Regions from separate parts of the Homo sapiens genome. Here all the other regions are linked to region 3. A link is a loop called in an ENCODE intact Hi-C map of the cell type or tissue named here. Cell type or tissue: B cell. All regions are shown on one strand. Links, peaks and the distances in the headings refer to the core of each region. The heading gives the core; the rest is flanking DNA.

Region 1 (8,000 bases), core at 1-8,000, 310 kb before region 3:
AAGCTCCGCCTCCTGGGTTCACGCCATTCTCCTGCCTCAGCCTCCCGAGTAGCTGGGACTACAGGCGCCCACCACTATGCCTGGCTAATTTTTTGTATTTTTAGTAGAGACAGAGTTTCACCATGTTAGCCAGGATGGTCTCGATCTCCTGACCTCGTGATCTGCCCACCTCGGCCTCCCAAAGTGCTGGGATCACAGGCGTGAGCCACCGCGCCCGGCCAAAAAATGTTTTTTTAAAGTAGCTTTGTGAACGCATCTAATCAATATGGGCCTAGATTTCTGAGCTTGTCCAGCTGCAAAAAGTTATTGCAATCGCAATAGCTAGAATTCTTTACATACTGATATTATGACCATTTTGTGTGCTATTGAAACTAAATGCATCTTTGAGAAGTTTGGCCTTTAATATGCAAAAGATGCTATCATCCTTGTTAAACACTGGCAGAAAACTAAAATTCAGTCTTGGACCCTCTATATTCTTACTCTTGCAATATTCTCATTAGCTCAAGTACTATTTTTTGTGTATAACTCACAAATCAATATTTCTAGTTCAGGTGTCAATTTTTAAACTAGACATGACTACTTAATTTCCTATACCAGGTATATTGATTACAATTATTGGAAGAGATTTTAAAGTTCCCTATGACTGGCCTGCACACCAGACCAATTTATCAGAATATATCTCAGGCTTCAACATTTTTTTTTAACTATTCAGGTAATTCCAACATACAGCCAAGGCTGAGAACCACTATTTAGAAGTAAATTTGACTTCTTAATTGATACATGTTCATTCCATTATAAAATCTTTTTAATTTGACAATTGTAGACAATGTATATTACACAAATTTTACAAAAATGTGCCTCACTACTTTTACTAAAATATTATTGAAAGCCAGTATTACAACCTCATTTAAACATATTGTATCTTCTAGTTTCTCTTGACAAAAGTTCACTTTATCCATACAAAAATCTTCTTTCACAAAAGCTTCCAAAGTTTCTTGAAGAGAGAAACATTCCCTTAAAAAAAAATACATTAATTAGTGTTTACTAAAAGCAAGTTACATACTAAATGTAGCCAACCAAAACACATAATCATTAAAATTAAAGTTGAGGTAAAACGATGATAAAAGTTATTGGCCGGGTGCAGTGGCTCACGCCTGTAATCCCAGCACTTTGGGAGGCCGAGGCGGGTGGATCACCTGAGGTCAGGAGTTCAAGACCAGCCTGGCCAACATGGTGAAACCATGTCTCTACTAAAAATACAAAAATTAGCTGGGCACAGTGGCGCACGCCTGTAGTCTCAGCAAGGCTGAGGCAGGAGAATCGCATGTGCCCAGGAGGCGGAGGTTGCAGTGAGCCGAGATTGCGCCATTGTACTCCAGCCTGGGCGACAGAGCAAGACTCATCTCAAAACAAAACAAAAAAAAACATTGTTGATAACATCTAAGCTTGTGATCATACTAAAACATTTTCACCTCTTAAAAATATTTACAGCATTGGTCAATTAAGTAAGTACCTGGAAAAATTAGCTTCTGTGAAGATCTGTCCTTTGAAATCTAAAAGAGGATCCTTTACCAAAAACAGTTTTAGTCTACTCAAGAGAGTAGGCAAAGTTGGTAGGTGTTTTCTACTACTTACAAAAAGTATTCCTTTATCATCAATAAATAAATCTGAAAAGAAATAAGAAATATAAAGGAATAAGAAAAAAACAAAAAGTTATCCAAAGAGATCTAGATAGTTAATGTAATCAGTCATTAGATACAGCTGGGTTTTTCAATCACATTTTAAACTCTGTAGCTCTTCATTGTACTGTGCATATAGAGCATGTAGCATAGTTCTGGAACAAAGGCAAAAGTACAATAAATTTTAGTATTATCTAGGACACCGAGGAATAGCCAAATATCCCAAAAGAGCTGTAACGGCTAATACTTTATCAATAAAGATTAATCAATGGAGGAAAATATCTTATGGACTTACACTTCAAAATAGCCAGGCGTAGCCTAAGCAAAATTTTAAAGAAATAGAAGTATTTGACTTCTGCTGACCTTGGTCTTCTCTGCATCATTTTACCTCTTAATATCTCCAATTCATCCCCCAGAGTCTCTGACATGTAGGGAATGGAGATGGTCTACAGTGCCTACAAATGAGACTGATTCTATTATTCTTAAGTTATTCACATGGTTGCTATAAAATTATTTACAGTGAAAGTTTTAAGCAAAGAATCTACTTGAGGAGTATGATATAGCTTATGTATTAAGAAACACTACTGCTAACAGTTAATTTCTGGAATAAATTTCTCCTCTCGGTCTCCACCCTGCCTTGTCTGGGTTTCTTTAGAATCTTGGCTAGCTGTCTAACAGCTTTAACAGTTTCTAAGTCACAGGAAGGAACATAAACTTGCCCCCAATTCTTCAATAAGTTTTTGAGTAGAAAGAGAAAAAGAAAAATATAAGCTCAGATGAAGAACTACTCAAAAAGCCAAGTTCCCAAAAAAGAAAGCCATCCTGAAGGGAGAGCAATGGTTTCTCATCCTGGGTATTGACTTTTCGGTTAAGTGACGCTGAATGGCATAAGAAAAGAATAGTACGGAGTTTTCAGGTAGTAATGTCTCCCACGGTTAACTACATAATTGGTATGCAGGCAGCAAGGGAACATCCCTTTGCTTGGTGCTAACTTGATATGCCTTAAGAGAACTTGTGGTATGAACTAGCTTCCTAAAAGAGATTTATCTGAACTTAAGTTCCTGACAATCTCATGGCCAAAAGCTTCCCATGACACACCAAAGGAAGTTAGTCAATCAATTCCATGTCTAAGGAGGGCTTATCTGAGACAGTTAAATATGGTTTACTGGTATAATCCATTCTGTAAGTATTAATGAAATCACATTAATAGTAAAAACCCAAACAGCATTAATTTATATCCTATATCCACCTTCTGCTTCTAAACAGATCCTCCAGCCATCTTCCCTATCTACAGCCTCATTCTGGATATTTCTGGAACTAAATGGCTGACATCTGAAGTCAGTTATATGGTCTTGTTTTCCATCCACCCTTTTTTGATGAAACCACTTGAGGGCAGCATCACACCACAACTAATATTCTTTGTAATTCTACCAAGGTTGTTTATAGCAAGAGTGCCACTTCCTTACTTTCTTTGAGTTATACAGCATGCCCTGGAGTTCTTATTTTACTACAGCTAATACATGTACTATACAGATATAAGGAGACTGTTTTCTTCTATTGTAGAGGAATATTAAATTGTCACCAGGAAACAAAATTTTGGCTAGTTAACTATGAAAAGAAGCAGAAAAAGGTCTACTAATATGAAAGAAGAGAGGTTTATTCTTTACAAAGGACACTTTTGTCTCCCTAGAAAATTCAAGATAATGAAATGAAAACAAAAGAGTTCACTAAGTTATCTGATAAAAATTATACAATTAATGTTTTTTTTTAATATATAAAAACTTGGTCATAAAAATTAATGGAAAAAACATAAAAATACCAATTTGTGAACTATCAAGGACTAAACATAAAAATATTCAGAAAGTATATGCAGGAAATGATAGAACTTTATTGAAGATCATTTTTTTAAAAATTTGAAAAAAAGGCAAGATAAAAAACACTTTCCTAGCTAGAAAGACTAACTATGGTAAAATTTTAAAGGATCCCATTACCATTTCAAGAGGTCTGTTTTAGAACTTGGAAAAGTGATTACAAAGTAAATCTGGAAGAATATAGTTATGAGAGTAGAAAAAAGTAATAAAATAGGAGATTATTTATATATTATAATTATACATTTAATAGTTAAAATTATATGATACTGACACAATAATAGGCAAAATAGATCATAATAGAAAATCCAGAAATGAATTCTAATGTGGTTAAGGATTTAATATATAATGTGAGTGGCATTTCTAATCAGTGGGAAAGAAAGGACTATTTCATAAATGATATTGGGGCAATTATCAAAAACACTTGGAAAAAGATTTTTATTCCTACTTTTAAACATACATCAAAATCTAAAATAAAACTAGGCACCTTCAGCTGGGCCTGGTGGCTCATGCCTGTAATCCCAGCACTTTGGGAGGCTGAAGTGGGCAGATCACTGGATGTCAGAAGTTCGAGACCAGCCTGGCCTACATGGCGAAACCCCCTCTCTACTAAAAATACAAAAATTAGCCGGGCTTGGTGGTGGGGACCTGTAATCCCAGCTACTCGGGAGGCTGAGGCAGGAGAATCACTTGAACCTGGGAGGTGGAGGTTGCAGTTAGCTGAGATCACACCACTGCACTCCAGCCTGGGCCACAGAGCAAGACTCCATCTTAGAACAAAAAACAAACAAACAAACAAACCTCATGCACCTTCAAGAAAATACAAACAAGTATTTATCTAATTAAGAAAGAATTTTCTAAGTATAAAAGGAATGAAAGAAACCATAAAAGAAAACAATTGGCAGAATTGGTTAGGTTCAAGTTAAATATATTTGGAGTTAATACCTTTACATATAAAGATAAAATATATGTCAAAATATAAACAAAAGAGAAAATCATTTCACAAAACAAAAAGATGCAGATGGCCAATAAAGACCAGTAATTCTATTAATTTACTTTTTTATGCCCAGCTTGTCAATAACAGAGATCACCAGTAATTTTAAAGATGTAAGTAAAAATATAATTTTTTTGCCCATCACATTGGTTTAAATGTATTACCACAACATCAGCAGTAATATATTCAATGATGATAATACTGGCATAAACAGGGCATTCTCATACCATACTAGTGGACATATAGCTAAAAAAGCACTTATACTAAATAGATCAATTTCTAGGAATTCATGCCAAGGAAATAATTGGAAATAAGAATACATATTTATATACATATTTGAAATTAAAAACATTAGTGGTCTCAAATTTGGAAATGTGTGATATGTACATAAGATTAAAAACTGCAGTCATTAAAAGCCATGCTTTTGTCTAGCACGGTGGCTCACACCTGTAATCCCAGCACTTTGGAAGGCTGAGGTGGGAGGATTGCTTGAGCCTAGAAGTTTGAGACCAGCCTGGACAACATAGGGACATCTTGTCTCTACAAAAAAATTAAAAATTAGTCAGGCATGGTGGCACAGCTATGGTCTCAGCTACTTAGGAGGCTAAGACAGGAGGATCACTTGAGCCCGGGGGTTTCAAGGCTGCAGTGAGCTGTGATTGCACCACTATACTCCAGCCTGAGAAACAGAGTCTCAATTTAAAAAAAAAGAAAGAAAGAAAAAGAAAAAGACACGCTTTTGTGGAAAAATCAAGCATAAAATAAAATATTCCCAAGATCATGTTAATATTTAAAAATAATATCATGTATATATAGTATGATCACAATAGTAAAACAATTTATCTTTGAATTATAGAATTATGAGTTTTTAGTAAAGGGACATTCTATATATTTAAGATGTAGATATCTTAACCTATGTAGAAAAACATAAAATTCAATCCTCATTCATGATTAAAAGCTGTTATCAAACTAGGAACAGAAGGAATCTTCCTCAACCCACTAAAGGAAATGCTTCTAATATTTCACCATTGAAAATGACATACACATGAAATGTTAGAAGCATTTTCTTTACCATCAGAAATAAGATAGCAACCATCATGCTTCTACCGAACAAAGTTCTAGCGGTTTTAGTCAGTATAGTCAGACAAAAAAAAAAGATTAAATATTGCAAAGGAAGAAACAGCCATCATTCACAGACAATATGATTATATATACTAGAATTAGTTATTGGAATTACTATGACAGTTTAAGAGGTAGATAAATATGATAACACTATAAAAATCAACTGCCTTTTGTTATATACAAGCAATAAACAAACTTATATTAGAAATATAAATAGTAATGGCAGCTAAAATAGAGTACTTATGGATAAATCTTGGATACATAACCTATTTCTGAAGAAAATAAAAAATATATAAAAAATAAATGATATATAAAATCTTTATGAAGAAAAATTTTAAACTTTTTTGAAATACATTAAAGACCTCAATAAATGAACAATAGGAGATTCAGGAGAGAGAACAAGAGAAAATTATCATCAAAGAAATAATTCTAGAAAATATCTTAAAATTGAAGTGCATAAAAGTATCTACATGGAAGGATACACCATGTATCCAGCCTAATATATAACAATAGACCCACAAAGCACACGCCATTGTGAAATTTCATAACACTGGAAGAAAAATATCATTAAAATTTTCAGGATGAAAAGATCTTATAAAAAATATTTAGGAATCAGAATGGCATTGGACTTCTCAACAGCAATATTGGAAGCTAGAATCGAATGGAACAATGCCTTTGAAATTCTGAGAAAAAAATATAATCTGGAATCTATAACTAGTCAAACTATCAATTAAATGTGAGGATAGAATTAAGACTTTTTGGATATGGAAGATTAAAAAAAATTTACTACCTACATTCCTATTCTCAGGAGGCTGTGAGTGGAAGTACTGTACTAAAAGGAACGAAAAAACTGACTAAACTGGCAGCTACAAGGTTGAAGAAACAGGAGGCCCAATACAAGAAAGAAGTGAACAGAATCCTCAGGGATGATGGTGATAACGACTTGTTCTAGAACTAAAATCCCCAAAGATAAAACTATTGGTACACTTGATGCTTCAGTGTATTAAGAGGAGATTTAGACAAACAGGGGAGAGTTTCAGGATCAAGTTCTATGTACTAAATACATAGAAAACAAAACAAAACAAAAAAACAGAAAACAAGCATTAACACGGAGTACAGTAATCTCCTCTTATCTGAGGTTTCAGTTACCCACAGTCAACTGCAGTCCAAAAATACTATATTGAATGGAAAATTCCAGAAATAGACAATTTATGCCTTAAATTGCACGGTGTTGTGAGTGGCATGATGAAACCTAGTGCCATCCTGTTCAGTCCCACCAAAATGTGAATGATCCTTTTGTCCACTGTTTCCACACTGATATGCCACCTATTCATTTGTCACTTAGTAGCTGTCTCAGTTATCAGAACGATTGTCCCTGTATTGCAGTTCTTGTGTTCAAATAACCTTTGTTTTACTTAATTCTCCAATTTTATTGTTAGCTATTTATTGCTGTTAATCTCTTACTGTGCTTAATTTACAAATTAAAATTTATCATTGGTATGTATGTATAAGACAAAACATTGTATATACTGTATAGGGTTTGGTACTATCAGTGATTTCATGCATCCACTGGTATTTTGCAATGTATCCACTGTGGATAAGGGGGGACTATTGTACAATAAAGAAATTATTGAATAACACAATACTATTTTCAGCTACAAATAGTATTTATGCATTCATAATTCTGTAAATACAGAATACTGATCTAACCAAAGTTATAACTACATTGGGAGAGTAGACCATAGGAAGTATGGGGGGAACGTGGTAGTGAGGGTATAAAAGATTGAGGACAGCAACATCTTTATTTTCATGGTGAGAGGTCAATATATAAGGTCTAAAACTAAAAACATCAGGAAATAGCAGTATAAGCATGTCATGCAGATAAACAAATGACAAAAGGAATATAGTTTCTTTTAAAACTGTTTCAAAGAGTTAAAAGTGGTTGCCTCTAGAGAGTGAAAAAATAAGGGGTGGTTGATGAAGTCAGGAAATTACTGCTTTTAAGAAAAGTGTTGGCCATGCACGGTGGCTCACGCCTGTAATCCCAGCACTTTGGGAGGCCAAGATGGGCAGATCACCTAAGGTCAGGAGTTCGAGACCAGCCAGGCCAAAATGGCGAAACTCTATCTCTACTAAAAATATAAAAATTAGCTGGACATGGTGGCGCATGCCTATAATCCTAGCTACCTGGGAGGCTGAGGCGGGAGAATCACTTGAACCCGGGAGGCAGAGGTTGCTGTGAGCCGAGATCACGCCACTGCACTCCAGCCTGGGCAACAGAGCAAGACTCCGTCTCAAAAAAAAAAAAAAGTGTTATACAACCATTTTAATTGATGG
Region 2 (8,454 bases), core at 206-8,205, 150 kb before region 3:
AATCGATTGAACCTGGGAGGCGGAGGTTGCAGTGAGCTGAGATCATGCCACTGCACTCCAACCTGGGTGACAGTGAGACTCTGTCTCAAAAAAAAAAAAAAAGTTGGGTTGTTAATGGAAATTTAGGGGTTCAGTTCAGGATTTTATAAATCTGGCTGCATGTCAGATCACCCCAGAGATTCTGACTCAAAAGTCTAAAATAGGGTCCAATTCTCTTTTTAAAATAAATGCCCCAGGGTGATTTTTTTTTTTTTTTTTTTTTTTTTTGAGGCAGGGTCTCACTCTGTTTCCCAGGCTGAAATGTAGTGGCGCAGTCTTCGGCTCACTGCAGCCTCAACCTCCTGGGCTCAAGCAATCCTCCCACCTCAGCCTCCCAAGTAGCTGGGACCACAGGCATGCCTCACCATGCCCAGCTAATTTTAAAAATTTTTTGTAGAGACAGGGCCTCGCCTTTTTGCCCAGGCTCCTCTCGAGCACCTAGGCTCTAGCAGTCTTCCCACCTTGACCTCCCAAAGTGCTGGGATTACAGGCATGAGCCACCGTGCCCAGCCCCAGGGTAATTTTGTCACAGCTGGGCAAGTGTTAAGAAATGCCTTTCTTAATTTACTGTTAAAAATCTAAACATAGCACTGGGCAAAATAAAGTTGTAGGTATTTTCATAGTTACAAGGCTAAGCATGCATTTCAAGATCGTAAATGTCCATTCAAATCAAATTCTGTTTTGTTTCAAAAAGTTATGAAACAAAAAAGGGTAATCTTACTTTGTCCTTTTCATGTGATGAATTTGGAAGGGCCCTTTAAATTTATTATAATGGGATTTTATATGAAATTTGTTGCACCTTCATGAAATAATATTAAGTATAGAGACAAAGCTTCTAGAGAGAGGTTGTGTTTATTTTGCTTCCTTTTGATGTCACTTTTTACTCTGCTAGGCACCCTGTGAGCAGTTAGTAAATCTTCAGTAGTGATGGCCATGGACAAGCTTGAGATCCAGTTAATGGAGATTAACTAGGAGATTCCTATCTGGGAATGGCAAGACTGCAGTTGTGGGCACTGCCAGTCTCTTCCTTATTTATTCTGCTTGCAGATAGGCTCCTAATTAGAAGCTTCACTCCATTAAAGCAACACTTGTTATCATAAGTGTTTGCATCCATTGTGAATGCTCTCTTTTAAAACTTTGCATAATACAGTTGCTTGTTTTTTCCTGTGCTTTTTGTTCAATCAATACATGCTAGTAAGTGCTTATTTTTTTAAAGAATTTAATTTACATACAATGCTTTTTGACTAGTATGAAGTGCTCCTTTGTGTACAAGATCATGATGATCCAGCCATTGATGTATGTAAGAAGCTTCTTGGAAAATATCCAAATGTTGATGCTAGATTGTTTATAGGTAAGTAACAAATTCTGTAGTAACCATTTTCCATTGATAGTATTAAGTATCAGTAATCTCTGCATTGAACTGAAGATTAAGGTGTTAGCCATGTTTGTTTTAAACATGTTTGTTGGAGTACTGAGAGGTGTTTACGTCCTTTTGAGAAAAGTTATAAAAACAAAGGTTTTTTTTTTTCATATCTGAGATGAACAAAATCACACACAAAATAATATTTTTCCCATTAATCAGACATGAGGGTCTGTTATTTTTTGTTTCTTCAATATTTTAAATGTGTGGCCTTTTCTGTATCTTACTGACTATAATTGGAGTGAATGATAGAATTCACTTTTATTACATTACAAGAAGGGTATTTTTCCAAAAGCCTACAGGCTTATTTGAAAGACTTGTAGAGGTGTGTTTGCCATTAGTGTTTTTTTTTTTTTAACATAGAGCTGATGTGGTCTCTCTAAAAAACCAGTAAGTCGTATAAAATGATATCAGATCTTTGCTATTTGAAGATCGGGCAATGATTTAAATTTTTTATTAGCTTAAAATGCAAATTTGAAAATTAATATAAGTGTAGCATGCCTACGAATTAATCAGGACCATTACAAATCTATCAGCTCATGGTCAGAGATGCTCATTCTTCACATGTGCTATCTTAAATTATTTACTGTCATATATTTATGGGGTTTTTTTGGTTTTTTTTTTCTTTGATACGAATTTTTTGCTCTTATCACCCGGGCTGGAGTGCAATGGCACAATTTCAGCTCAGTGCAACCCCTTCCACCTGGGTTCAAGCAATTCTCCTGCTTCAGCCTCCTGAGCAGCTGGGATCACAGGCGTGCATCACCACGCCCAGCTAATTTTTTTGTATTTTTAGCAGAGACAGGGTTTCACCACGTCAGGCTGGTCTCGAACTGCTGACCTCAGGTGATCCACCTGCCTCGGCCTCCCAAAGTGCTGGGATTATAGCCTCCCCAGTAGCTGGGATTACAGTCAGGCACCACCACGCTCAGCTAATTTTTTTGTATTTTTAATAGAGATGGGGTTTCGCCATGTCATACTGGTCTCGAAGTCCTGACCTCAGGTGATCCACCCCCCTCGACCTCCCAAAGTGCTGGGATTACAGGCGTGAGCCCATGGTGCCTGGCCATGTGTGTTTACATTTAATAAACCTTTATTAAATATAATCTTACTGTATTTATGAATTTATACTGTTTTAATTATAGCTTCAAAATAACGCCTGTAGCTTTTTCCCTTAGGATTATTTTTTAAATTGACAAATAAAATTTGTATATATTTTTGGTGTACAGCACGATGTTTTGAAATATATATATATGTACACATTGTGGAATAGCTAAATTAAGTTAATTAACATATGCATTACCACACATATTTATTCATGGTGGGAAATCTCTCTTAGCAGTTTTCAAGTAAACAACATGTTGTTATATACTTTCTCATGTACTTATACTTTATTTGTGGTGAGAAATCTACTCTTAGTCATTTTCAAGTATACCATACATTGTTGTTACCTATAGTTGCCATGTTGTACAATTGCCATTAAATATTGACTCATACTTAACTACTAAGGCAAGGACTTAAGAATTAGAAAAAGTGAAACAGTGAATTTTCAAAGATAAATGATACAGTTTTCCTTTTGAGAATGGACAGTTTTTTCCTAAATATATTATTATGAATAATAGAGAATGTTAAATAATATGAAAGTATGTTTAATTATTAAATATGCAAGTATTCTCATTTCTATCATGTATCTTTATACTATAAAATATTTTTAATGTTGCATAAATCTTTTACTACTGTACCTTTACATTTTTAGGTGGCAAAAAAGTTGGCATTAATCCTAAAATTAATAATTTAATGCCAGGATATGAAGTTGCAAAGTATGATCTTATATGGATTTGTGATAGTGGAATAAGAGGTGAGGTTTTTTTCTTATTTATTTTATAAAACTATTAATTTGAAGATAAAATGCTAAAAGCAATCTCAGATACATTCATGAGTTCTTTTTATTTGCCTAAAAGAGTAATTTATTTCATCATCATTTCATGGTAATATGTCCAGTTATGCTTACTAAGATTTTGATTTTTTTAATCCTAAACTAGAATGTTACATGTATTAAAATGTTTTCATTTTGAAGAGAAAATTTCAACCATTAAATTAAAAATGGTTGTGGTTCATTATATAATCTGCAAGCTTTCCCATGGGTGTAACTTTTCCCTTGTTTGCCTGACACTTATCTTTAATGTGTTTCGGCTTGCGTAATACACCGTCTCACAAAGGGACAGAAATTAATAGGTGCATATTTTACTAAAACACATACACTTATCGGACTATACACATGACTTTTTACTTAAATGATTTTAGCAAGAAGCCTTTCATATACTGAAATTATAACTTGCATTTTCGAACACTCATAATAGTTTCAGTGTTCTATAATATTTTCTTATATTCTAATTGCCTTAAGCTTCTCAACCCCAATACTGTTCACATTTTAGGCTTTGTTGTGGGAGCTGTCTTGTAGGATGTTTAGCAGCATGCCTGGTCTCTACCATGAGATGCCAGTAGTACCCCCTTCTCAGTAGTAAAAGCAAAAATATCTTCAGATGTTGCCGGATGTCCCCTGTGGGGCAGAATTGCCCCCAGTTGAGAAGCACTGACCTAGAATGAGTATTTAAGGTCCAAATACAACTTTTCTTTATACGGTAGATTTAGTTCTTAAAGACTTGGAGGAAATGAAAAATAAGGTCATGTAAAAATGATATGAGATGTTTGCTAAAGATTGGGCAATAATTTAAATTTTTTATTAGCTTAAAATGCAAATTAGAAAATGAACATAAATGTTGCACTCCTATGAGTTAATCAAGACCATTACAGATCTATCAGCTGGTCAGAGATGATGTTCATTCTTCATATTTGCTATCTTAAATTATTTACTATCATATGTTTTTCAGTGTACAGATCTCTGTTCAATATAATCACGTTCCATTCCTGTGTGGAAATCTGATACTCACAGAGAAAATAGTCTCATTTCCTATGGTTGGAGAGTAGAGAAGCCAGCACGAGAACTGAGGTCCTTTAGCCTCTGCTCCTGAGCCTTTTCCACTAGGACAGATTGTCCTTATTCCAAATTAGAAGTTCCAACAGGGGGTAACTTTTTCAAAGTATATTCTGCCTCTGGTACATAGTAGGTATATACTGGGCTAAAAAATGTATAAATTAGCTTTCGAGAATTAGGCCCTTTTGAAATTTTGTATTCTCCTCAGAAAGGTGGTTGAGATTCATTTTATTAGATCCATATGTTTAAAATAATGTATTTTATTAAGAATGTAATAACAATTCACAAAATATATTTTATATTAATGGGCATTCTACTAAAAACAAATTTTCTTTTCTCCCCCTCTCTGCCTTTTTTTTAAATTGTAGTAATTCCAGATACGCTTACTGACATGGTGAATCAAATGACAGAAAAAGTAGGCTTGGTTCACGGGCTGCCTTACGTAGCAGACAGACAGGGCTTTGCTGCCACCTTAGAGCAGGTGAGTATGGTGGTTATAAATCATGTTCATAGTATCAGACCCCTCATTTCCCAGAAGCTTGAGACTATGGGAGCTGGAATTAGGTATCTCAAGTTAACTGTATTAAGTCCATTTGGGAACCTGCTGTGTTCTAGAAGCCCTGAGTTGAGAGCAGCTGTTTTCATTAGTGAGGAAATTCTTGGGACCCTGACTGTACCCTGGCAGTGAACAGCTGTGCGCAGGAAATGCCTGCGGTCTTATTGCCAGCTGAACACAGTCTAACCTCTTGCCTTGTAGTATTCACTTCCTGTTCTAGAGTTCAGTTCTTTATATTGTTCTTTCAAACATTCGATCTGAAAAGAACCGCTGGCCCCCTCCCCCCAGCCTTTTTTTTTTTTTTTTTTTTTTTTTTTTTGCGACAGAGCCTTGCTCTGTTGCCCAGGCTGGAGTGCAGTGGCACGATCTCGGCTCACTGCAACCTCCACTTCCCAGGTTCAAACGATTCTTCTGCCTCAGCCTCCCAAGTAGCTGGGATTTCAGGTGTGCTACCACACCTGGCTAACTTTTGTATTTTTAGTAGAAATGGGGTTTCACCGTGTTGGCCAGGCCGGCCTCAAACTCCTGACCTCAAGTGATCTGCCTGCCTCAGCCTCCCAAAGTGCTGGGATTACGGGCATGAGCCACTGCGCCCAGCCCTCAAAAGAACCTTTTTAAAATACCACAAAGTATTTCAAATATACACAAAAGAAAATGTATTCATACAAGTCCTTATAAAACCTATTTGATGTCCTTTTAAAACATATTTCTAATAATTACCTGAGAAACTTATGTTTTCATTTTATTTTTTCTCCAACTTAGAAATAGTAACATCCATAGGAAACTATAAATAATGGAAAAGTATAAGATGCAAAAAAACAAAAACCAACAACCTAGAACCCTAACAATTACAGGAAGTTTATGGGGTTTTTTTGTTTTTTTTGTTTTGTTTTTTTTTTAGATGGAGTCTCGCTCTGTCGCCCAGGCTGGAGTGCAGTGGCGCGATCTCGGCTCACTGCAAGCTCCGCCTCCCGGGTTCACGCCATTCTCCTGCCTCAGCCTCCTGAGTAGCTGGGACTACAGGTGCCCGCCACCATGCCTGGCTAATTTTTTGTATTTTTGATAGAGACAGGTTTTCACCGTGTTAGCCAGGATGGTCTCGATCTCCTGACCTCGTGATCCACCCTCCTCTGCCTCCCAAAGTGCTGGGATTACAGGCGTGAGCCACCACGCCCGGCAGGAAGTTTCTGGTTTTAAAAATAAACATTGTATCATTTGGACACTTTGGAGTCTTTATTTCCCCCACCACCCCCTTCTGGGCCCTTTAGAAAACATTGTTGAGATAGTATTCTAAAAATAATCTGTATCTTATTTTTGTGACTTTGTAAGCTTTTCCCATATCATTAATAGCTTTTCATAAAAGTAATTTTTATTGGCTGTATCATAGGCCATCGTATGTGTGTCCTATGCTTGAGTTAATCATTCCTGTACTGTTAAACATTTGGGAGGAAAAATTTGTTGTAATGTTATAAGGACAGATATGTGATTTCAGTCTTTAAATATGTCAACTTGCTCTTAAGCATATCTGCATTTATATTCTTTTGAATTGCAGTCTTATGATTGCCACATATCTGAAGGGGTAAAGGTACATTGTGGGAACTTGCATCTGGCCTTTGGCAGTTTGAACCATGAGCTCTTTCTTAATATTGGCTGTAAATATATTTGTCCTACTGCAAGAAATTGTTAGTCTTAAATACCAGAATTTTTGTTTAGAAAAAGAAACTGAGTAGCCACTTTAAAATAAAATACAATGTGTTCTAGTATACCAAATTGTATTTTTGTCTTAGAAATATCCAAATTGATACAGATGTCAATAACATCTCTGTGATGTGTATGTCAATAAACATCTCCCAGAATACACCCATTGCCTTAGTGTAGGTTTAATCTCTGGAAGTCACTCTGCCATACTTAGAATTAATCATTCTCAACTGTAAAGAGCACATTCAGCTCAGTGACTAACATCTCATTCCTAAGACCTCAATAACTACTAAGGAATTAAGATATGTGCCTCTGTTCTTAGAAGTCAGGTTCAGTTCAGTCCCACAAACACTAGGGCTTCACTGGAGTCTGGGTTCAGGGTAGGTAGCAAGAATCATAATCATAATTGCCCCTTAGAATTCTCTTGCTCTGCACTGTGTGTGTAACTCCTAAGAAAGATGACTACTCTTTATTTCAGGCTAATTAGAAAAGGCAACATATCTGAGGTGTAAATAATAAATAGGATTTTATGTCTACTAAGTAGGGTAATAACAGTCCTTTTCTACCATTGATTTATCAGCGTATATATCTTATGACTTCAGAGTATATGCAGAGAAATGGCAGTAGCGGATGAGAGAATTTTAGTATCCCCGTTATGAAAAATACATTGAAAAAAATGGAGAAATTGGGAAGAATCTTAGTGACTAAGGGAGAGGGAGCAGCTAGCTACAAAAGGATGCAAGAAAAGGAATTAAGAAATAGGATTGTGTCCCCTCCCCACCCCCCACCCCCCAAAAAAATAGGATTGTCCCGAAGGTTGATATACCTATGGGTGGTGTGTGTATGCATGCATGTATATATACACACATATACGTAACATACAAATATGTATATTGATCCCAGTAAAGTAGATGTGTGTGTATATTTACATGAACACCCTAAAAACAAGATACATTGAATATTTGTTAATATTTTATATATCAATGAGTGATATTTTTACCTTATTTTGTATCTAAATTAAGTTTTATTTGGATGCATTTTTAGCTTACTAACTGTGCTTGCTCTATGAAAGCAATATTGTCTACCACTTTTTATTCAGGTAGTCTACGTAAGAATAATAAGATATTCACTCAATCATACTTATAAAAAAACCATTGGGAAAAACAGTTCGTGAACACCATGCTTTTAACATGAAATTCTAATCATACACGTTTGTGGTTTTTTGGGCAGGTATATTTTGGAACTTCACATCCAAGATACTATATCTCTGCCAATGTAACTGGTTTCAAATGTGTGACAGGAATGTCTTGTTTAATGAGAAAAGATGTGTTGGATCAAGCAGGAGGACTTATAGCTTTTGCTCAGTACATTGCCGAAGATTACTTTATGGCCAAAGCGATAGCTGACCGGTAAGACAACTAAATGAAGCCATAGTATTTTTATTACCTAACTTCTGTTGGTTTATTCTTTTTGTTCAACCTATAGATTAGGGCTTTTTAATTTAATTTTATTTTTTTTGCTAGTAAGTACAGAATAGGTCAATAATTTTATTATTTTGTTTGTTTTTGAGACAGAGTCTTGCTCTGTCACCTAGGCTGGAGTGCAGTGGCGCGATCTTGGCTCACTGTAGCCTCTGCCTCCCGGGTTCAGGTGATTCTCATGCCTCAGCCACCAGAGCACCTGGGACTACAGGCATGTACCACCATGCACACTAATTTTTGTATTTTTAGTAGAGATGGGGTTTCT
Region 3 (8,454 bases), core at 161-8,160:
TGCTAGAAGCAAATGGCAAAAGAAATCCTCACATGGAGGGAAATGTGGGGAAAAGTAATGAAGGAGAATTTGCTCTGCAAAAAAAAATATTAAATGTATCATAAAATTACAGCAATTGAAATAGTAAAGTACACGCACAGGACAGACAAACAGTGAAAAAAAGCTAGACAGTCTGGAAAGAGACCCAAAGAAATGCACCAGGTGGCATGGATGGTCAGTAGTTCCAAAGGTGATAGGGAACTGGCTTACAGCTGGGGAGAAAAATTACAATGTAAATTTAGCCTCATATCAGACATCAAAATAAATTCCAAATGAACCTAAGTGGTTTTGTTTTGGTTTTGTTTGTTTGTTTGTTGTAGAAAAGTGGTCTCACTGTGTCGCCCAGGCTGGGGTGCACTGGCATGATCATAGTTCACTGCAGCTTTGAACTCCTGGACTCAAGCAGTCCTCTCTCCTCAGCCTCCTAGAGCGCTGGAATTATAGGAATGTGCCACTGTGCCCAGCCTGAAACTAAATTTTAAGTGCAAAAAAGTAGGTCAGGTGCAGTGGCTCCCACCTATAATCCTGGCTTTTTGGGAGGCCTAGGCAAAAATGATTGCTTGGGCTCAGGAGTTTGAGACCAGCCTGGGCAACATAGTAAGACCTCATCTTTACAAAAAGAAAAAATTAGCAGGGTGTGGTGACATGCACCTGTAGTCTCAGCTACTTGGGAGGCTGAGGCAGGAGGACTGCTTGAGCCCAGGAGTTTGAGGCTGCAGTAAGCTATGATTGTGCCACAGCACTCCAGCCAGGGCAACATAATGAAACTCAGTCTCAAAAAAAATTGAAAAGAAAACAAAAGAGTAAATAGCCTTGGAGTAGGAATTTGTAATATTTATCAAAATATTAATATCACTAATGAAGGTAAACTATTAAATCAACCAAAGAAAAAGGGTAGTATAAGTACAAATGTGTTAAAATGTCTCTATGTAAAACCCATCAAAATGAACAAAAAGAACCAAAAATGGAAGAAAATTTTATCTGCATCAAAACTAAGCAACGTCTCCAACTTTGTACTGCAAACTTCAAGTAAACACAAACAATTGAATTAAAACACAACTCCACCGCCCAAAAACCCAGTACAATGCTACTTTTCTGGATTTTCTATAATAAAAAGTAGGTAGAAAAATAAACACAGCATGATGGTTCTTTTCTAATCCTCAGGCACCTCTCCAGATATATCATCCCATCCAAGGCATGGTAAATTAAAATTGAAGGCAACAGAAAAAATAGTGTCTTCCACTACAAGTCATCAGCTAGATATATCTTCTCCATCAATAAAGTTATGAGACTTCACCTCCCAAGGAGAAGAAACCAATTTCTTTTCACATGTACATCCTCAGTAGGCAGCACAGGTCTTTGTACATAACCAATCGAAAAATATTTGCTAGTGACTTCTCAAGACATCTCCTTTTATTATTTATTTATTTTTATTCTTTTTTATTTCTTTCTTTCTCTTTTTTTTTTTTTTTTGTTTTTTTTTTTGAGACGGAGTCTCACTCTGTTGTCTAGGCTGGACTGCAGTGGCACAATCTCAGCTCACTGCAACTCTGCCTCCCGGGTTCAGGAGATTCTCCTGCCTCAGCCTCCCAGGTAGGTGGGATTACAAGCACCCACACCACACCCAGCTAATTTTTGTATTTTTAGTAGAGACTGGGTTTCACCATGTTGGCCAGGCTGGTCTCGAACTCACCCACCTCAGCTTCCAAAAGTGCTGGGATGGGATTACAGGCATGAGCCACCGTGCCTGGCCAACCCATCTCATTTTTAACAAATACAAGTAAATAAATAAATATTTGCTAAATTAAATTGTTACAGCTCAGCAAGCCCCTCCCCCTCTCCCAACACACACAGAAACCCTAGTTTCCAGGCTTCTGATCTAAGAATACCTTCTCATGCACGTTTTATAAAAGCTAACTTTGGCTGAGATTCAGATGCTGGTAGCAAGAGGGTCTGGGAGACACCCATCCCCACACAGCCATTTACTTGGGGGCTTGGGGTTTGTTTTGAAGCTAGAAAGCAGTTGGGAGATTTCTGGGAATGAGAGAAATACGTGGACTGTGGAAGCATGGAAGGGCAAACATGCCTCTCCTAGCGTGACCTAATGTTAGGGCTCCAGATATCAAAAGAGCCTGTGTCCACGGAAGACTTGGAAAGGAAAACAGCTGGCATGAAGGCCAGTCCCTCTGCTGACCTGTGGTACAGCTTCAGCCCCCTTGGAGCCAGGGGGGCCCCCAGGGATAAGTGTGGTACCTTGGAACCAGCCAGGGGAGATGGGTTTCTCACTGAGGACACAGGGGTACAGCATCCTTGGATGGTTTGTGGGTAACCAACCATGAAAGAGAAGCCTCGGTAAAAGAAACCAAGAGACCTAGTCCTGCACAGTCTTCCCTGAGGACATCCCATTGTGGAGGGCGGTGTCAGAGGCAGGGGCAGGGAGGATCAGGGCAGTCCTGGCTGGACCTCTCTGATAAAGTGACAATCTGATAAATGCCTGGGACACTCCTGTGTTTTCTGTTGTTTTCCTAACCGTCTGAAAAAGTACTTTCCTTTTTCTTGTTATGAATACAATGAGAGATGGGAAATTTCTTGAAGAAGTTGCCAGCCTTGGTACTGAAGACATGGGAATAAATAATTTCCTTTTCATCTTTTCTTCCCTTTGCTCCTCCAGCATGCTTGGTTCCATAATAAACATTCCATCTCAAATGATCACCATGTTGTGTAAGACAAGTGGTCTGGTTTATCTCCACATTTACGTATGTATTGGCTTTCTCACGCTCACTCTCTCTCTCTCTCTTTCTCTCTCTTCCCCACCCCGCCCCCACCCACCCCCATCCTCCTCTCTCTGGTTTCCTCTTTCTCTCTCTATATAAGAAAATGTTGCCTACAAAGCTTTTAGACTTAGCAAGAAAATAGCATACTCAGCTGGACAGTGGCTCATGCCTGTAATCCCAGCACTTTGAGAGGCTAAGGGCAGGCAGATCACTTGAGGTCAGGAGTTTGAGACCAGCCTGGACAACATGGCAAAACCTCATCTCTACTAAAAATATATTTTTAAAATTAGACGGGGCTGGTGATGTGTGCCTGTAATTCCCGCTACTTGGGAGGTCGGGGCATGAGAATCGCTTGAACCTGGGAGGCAGAGGTTGCAGTGAGTCGAGATCACACCACTGCGTAAGCAACAGAGCAAGCCTGGGCAACAGAGCAAGACTGTCTCAAAAAAAGAAAGGGAAAGGGAAAGGAAGGGAAGGAGGCCAGTGCAGTGGCTCACACCTGTGATCCCAGCACTTTGGGAGGCCGAAGTGGGCGGATCACTTAAGGCCAGGAGTTCAAGATCAGCCTGGCCAACATGGTGAAACCCCATCTCTACTAAACATATAAAATTAGCCAAGCGTGGTGGCACACACCTGTAATCCCAGCTACTTGGGAGGCTGAGACATAAGAATCACTTGAACTCAGGAGGTGGAGGTTGCAGTGAGCTCAGATCACGCCACTGCACTCCAGCCTGGGTGACAGAGCGAAATTCTGTCTCAAAACAAAAAAAAAGAAAAAGAAAATAGCACACTCAACATGTGGATGCTCTTCTGACTCTTTGGGGCCTGCATCAAGGATGAAAGTTTGTTCCTCACCCTGTCCTAAAGGGGATGCGTGCCGTGGGGCTATCCTGAAGAATTCAGTTCAATGTGCCGTCTGCAGCCTATCAGCCAAGAGTCAGAAACACCGTGAGGCCACAGCTCCATCTCACCCACCCCCTCGCCAGCCCCTGCTTTCCTGCATTCACCGAAACACTTGCCTCTGTCCCTCAACATTCCTAGAACCTTCACTGTCCTCTGAGGTCAGCGATGTATTTAAAGCACTTGTTTTCATCCTGTTCCCATCAGTAAGATTTAACGTAAGACACTCAGAAGGGAAATTCCACTCTCTTTCCTTCTGGGAAATGAGCAGCTACATTGTCCAGACCCAAATCCTTAGCCTAACACATCTGCCAAAATTCAAAAGTTCATGATTTTACCGAAATAAGGCCACACACTTCTTAGGAAACCACGAGTATCTCTGCACATCAACACATAAGCTTCTCTTTTTTCCTCCTTTTATAAAAGAAAGGGGTTGGTTTTTTTTTTTTTTTAACTCTTTCATAAGATCAAAGCAACTTGATTTTTTTATGCTTCTTTAAAATTACGAGTCCTTTAAAGTGGGTAGAGTTGGAAAATAGGCATCTCAATGAACATTAAACAGCTCAACAATGTCCCCTGGTGGCCATGAGCACAGAGAGAGGGAACTTGAGCCACTAAAGCTCTATTCAGCCTACCAAACAAGGAGTAAGTGTCTCATCAAGATGAAACCCCCTCCCCTTTACTCAAAAAAATATGCAACGGTCCTTCAAACCAGAAAAGCACAGCATCCAAATATGAGAAAGACCACAGAGTAGGAAATGGAGATGGAGTCGCTATTCATTTTAATAAGTCACCACAGAAAGAAATGCCCAGACTGAACACCACTTGTCTCTCCAGCCCAAAATGTGGGGAATTCTTTCTGGTAGCCAGAATTCATTGCCTAACCAGACATCTCCTCAACACCAATACCACCCACTGGCTGTTATTTTAAAATTTTGGGCTGTTATGCTATCTATCAGTACCATTCTTACCCACTGAGGGTTGAATGTAAAACATACAGACAAAAATCACTGTCTTCAGGAAGCTCCTATTTTAGTGGGAGAGAAAGAAAATAAAAAAAAAATAAGTTTTTAGAAAACAAGCTCTAGGCTGGGCACAGAGACTCATGCCTATAATCTCAGCACTTTGGGAGGTGAGATGGGAGGATCACTTGAGGCCAGAAGTTCAAGACCAGCCTAGGCAACATAGGGAGACCCTCATCTCTACAAAAAATAAAAACAAAAAAATCCCTTTTGTAATTAGCCAGGCATGGTGGTGAGCGCCTATAGTCCCAGCTACTCAGCAGGCTGAGGCAGAAGGATTGCTACAGCCCAGGGGCTCAAGGCTGCAGTGAGTTATGATTGCACCACTGCACTCCAGCCTGGGTGACAGAGTGAGACCCTATCTCTAAAAACTAATAATTAATATTTTTTATTAATATGAAGCTCTATGAAGAAATTGAAGCAGGGTAAGTAGATACAGAGTACTAGCGTGGAGGCTGGTGATGGCAGTTGAGCAGGCACCTGAACAACTATGGAGAAGCCATATGTTGACAGTGTCCCAGGAAGTGTGAACTGCAGATGGAAAAGTCTGGAGGCTGGAAAAACTTTGACCCATTGAAGGAACTGCAAGAAGGCCAGGGAGACAGCTGATGCTTAATGGGAAAGGAGGAGAGCAGGGGGAGATGAATTAGAAGTAGGCAGGGGCCAGATGACATGTCCTATGATGAGGAACTTGGATTCCATTCTAACTTTAATGGAAACTCACTGGAGAGTTTTGAGCTGGTGCTGACATGTTCCCAAATGCATTTTTAAAAGATCACTCTGAGTGCTGAGTGATCTTTTGAAAGTTATGGTGAAGACTAAGACTAAGGTCCAGGGTGGGAGGTATATAGGCAAGAGAAAACCAGTTTGAAAACTACAGCAGGAATCCAAGCAAGAGGTGGCTGTCTTGGATTAGGGTAGTTGTGGAAAAGGCACAGGTGGGGAGAAGTGGTGGAATTCAGAATATATTTCAGACAGCAAGCCAACAGGGCTTGTTGACAGATTAGAAATTTGGGGATGGGATAGAACCAATTAGGACTTGTTTTTGGTCTGAACAATTGGGTGAACAGAAATTCCAATAACAGACAGAAAGTAACAGATAGAAACAGAGAAGCCTGGGTGGAAACCGATTTGGGGGCGAGGGCAGAGGTGAGAAATCACAAGTTCCGTTTGATTTGCGTATTAGATGTTCAATAGGACATGTGTAGAAGTTGGGTGGATATAGGAGTCTGGTGCTCAAAGGAGAGGCTGGGACTAGAAATTGATCTTTGGAAATCCTCTGCATATAGGTAATAGTTATAGCCATAAGACTGGTTGAGATCACCTAAGCAGAAAGGGTAGATAATGAAGAAAAGGAGGCTGAAGAGGGGTCATAAAAGTAGATGGAGCTAGCAAAGAAGACTGAGAGGGGACAGCAAGGCAGAAGGAACCAAAACTAAGGGAGAGGGGGTTTCAAGAGGGAGGGAGTGTCAACGCTATCGAAGAAATCAGATAAGAACAAAACTGGCCATTGGATTTGGCAAGACGGAGATCAAACGAAGAGCCTTTCAGTAAAGCAATGAAGACGTATGTTTCCCACGTGGGATGAGTGAAAGTGAGAACAGGAGGTAGGGCTGTGGAGCCTACAGAACAGCCATTTCTTTCAAGGAGTTTTTATAGAAAGGGGCAGAGAGAAGGCAAAGTAGCTGAAGACAAATATGGGCTCAAAGAAGGTCTGCTCATTTTTTCTTTCTTTTCGTTCACAAGGAGGATGTTGCAACATGCTAGGCAATGCTGGGGATAATTCTGTATTGAGGGGAAGTGCTGATCAGGGAAGAAGGGATGGGATCTAAGGCACAAGTTGAGGGGATGGCAGCCTTACACACGAGCAGGGACAGGAAGGGAGGCAGAACAGGATGCAAGGAGGAACGGCAGGGCTGAGCGTGGGAAGTCCTCACCTGACTACTTCTAATTTCTCAGTGAAATAAGAATCAAGAAGCTAATATGCTTAGTATTTGCTCAGAGCATGTGTGAAGTGGGGGTCACAGATGTGAAGAGGGAGGAGAAAATGAGTGGAAAGTGAATTTACTGGGGCCCTATAGCCGGAGGACTACAATCATTGTCCCCTGATAGTAATCTACTTTTTTTTTTTTTTTTTTTTTTTTTTTTTTGAGATGGAGTTTTGCTCTTGTTGCCTAGGCTGGAGTGCGATCTCAGATCAACACAACCTCCACCTCCTGGGTTCAAGCAATTCTCCTGCCTCAGCCTCCCGAGTAGCTGGGATTACAGGCACCTGACACCACACCCAGCTAATTTTTGTATTCTTAGTAGAGGTGGGGTTTCACCACGTCAGCCAGGCTGATCTCGAAATGATCCTCACATGATCAACCCTCCTCAGCTTCCCAAAGTGCTGGGATTACAGGTTTGAGCCACTGTGCCTAGCTAGTAATCTACTCTTAAAGTACTTGCAACAGGATGCCAACTAAATATTCCTGAGAAAGAAAGAGCCACAAGCATTTTTTGTTTAAGTATAAAGTATTTTAAATGCTTTAAATATCCAGAAGCTATACAACCAACACCATGGATGGACACACTACCCACATTTCATCAATGCTGACATTTTGTTTCAGGTATCTTCCCCCTCCCCCTCCCCACAGACCTCCCCTGTGGTTATTAGGTATCTTTTTAAAAATAAAACATAACAGGCTGGGCGCAGTGGCTTACACCTGTAATCCCAGCACTTTGGGAGGCCGAGGCAGGTGGATTGCTTGAGCCCAGGAGTTCGAGACCAGCCTAGGCAACATAGTGAAACCCCGTCTCTACAAAAAATACAGAAATTAGCCAGGCATGGTGGCCTATACAACTATAATCCCAGCTACTCAAGAGGCTGAGGCAGGAGGATCATTTAAGCCCAGGTCAAGGCTGCAGTGAGCCATGATCGTGCCTCTGCACTCCAGCCTGGGCGACAGAGCAAGACCCTGCCTCAAAAAAAGAAAAAAGAATGAAACATAACAGTCACAGAGGCGCCTTAAGGCACCTCTCCAATTCCATGTCCTTCCTCCTCTCCCTGTTAAAGTTCATTATATAATGATAAAAAGCAACAGTGTTCCTCTTTATCAGGACCTATGAACAATTCTGTGGTAACTTTGTTAATCCAAATGCTGTTATTCAAGATTTACCTGTTATCTGGGTTGTCAGGGAGATGACCACAGGAAGTTCCGAAGACAGAGCCCGGAGACTGACATTGTAGTTGGTACCCGGACGTAGGTCCAAGCACACCTCGGGATCTCGGCTGCTGCTACTGATATTAAAGGTCATTTCCTGGGCAAATTCCTTCTGATACCATCTCTGGCCCCAAATGTGGAACTGAAACATAAAAAAGCTCACTGGGTGAATGGTTGGCCTAAAAGGCTTTAGATGCCTTGAAACCTCCCCTTTTCCTTTTTCTTTCTCTTTTTTTTTTTTTTTTTTTGAGATGGGGGCCTCACTCTGTCACCCATGCTGGAGTGCAGTGGCATGACCTCGGCTCACTGCAGCCTCAACCTCCCAGGCTCAAGTGATCCTCCCTCCTCAGCCTCCCAAGTAACTGGGACCACAGATGCATGCCACCACATCCAGCTAATTTTTGTATTTTTTGTAGAGACAGGGTTTCGCCATGTTGCCCAGGCTGGTCTCAAACTCCTGAGCTCTAGTGATCTGCCACCTCGAATCCCAAAGTGCTGAGATCACAGGCGTGAGCC

Evidence for each region. Peaks named below come from ENCODE experiments on the same cell type or tissue, not always from the same donor. Only the 100,000 strongest peaks of a DNase experiment are listed, where the experiment ranks them.
Region 1: it touches region 3 in a loop (23-fold over the local background); 99 of 110 quality-filtered maps call a loop at or near these places.
Region 2: it touches region 3 in a loop (7-fold over the local background); 11 of 110 quality-filtered maps call a loop at or near these places.

Annotation. Positions count from the first base shown.
Region 1 is chr9:111,757,182-111,765,181 of GRCh38, forward strand. It overlaps SHOC1 (shortage in chiasmata 1), which reads right to left. Exons shown (of 28, transcript NM_001378211.1): 6 at 1,514-1,667; 7 at 903-1,014. Among named protein-coding and RNA genes, the nearest start is that of SHOC1, 34 kb to the right of the region's middle. In B cell, for the core only: CTCF peaks have their summits at 3,047 (motif pointing right) and 3,255; a DNase peak (open chromatin) is centred at 3,080.
Region 2 is chr9:111,921,562-111,930,015 of GRCh38, forward strand. It overlaps UGCG (UDP-glucose ceramide glucosyltransferase), which reads left to right. Exons shown (of 9, transcript NM_003358.3): 3 at 1,288-1,390; 4 at 3,216-3,317; 5 at 4,823-4,935; 6 at 7,939-8,117. Among named protein-coding and RNA genes, the nearest start is that of MIR4668, 6.3 kb to the right of the region's middle. RefSeq lists a silencer at 5,077-5,236. In B cell, for the core only: no CTCF peak of the experiment used is centred there; a DNase peak (open chromatin) is centred at 5,180; H3K27ac peaks cover 2,784 bases.
Region 3 is chr9:112,070,645-112,079,098 of GRCh38, forward strand. SUSD1 (sushi domain containing 1) reads right to left here. Exons shown (of 17, transcript NM_022486.5): 12 at 7,894-8,080. Among named protein-coding and RNA genes, the nearest start is that of LINC02977, 34 kb to the left of the region's middle. RefSeq lists enhancers at 3,072-3,241, 6,447-6,546. In B cell, for the core only: CTCF peaks have their summits at 4,279 (motif pointing left) and 4,478; DNase peaks (open chromatin) are centred at 4,287 and 7,977; H3K4me3 peaks cover 794 bases; H3K27ac peaks cover 562 bases.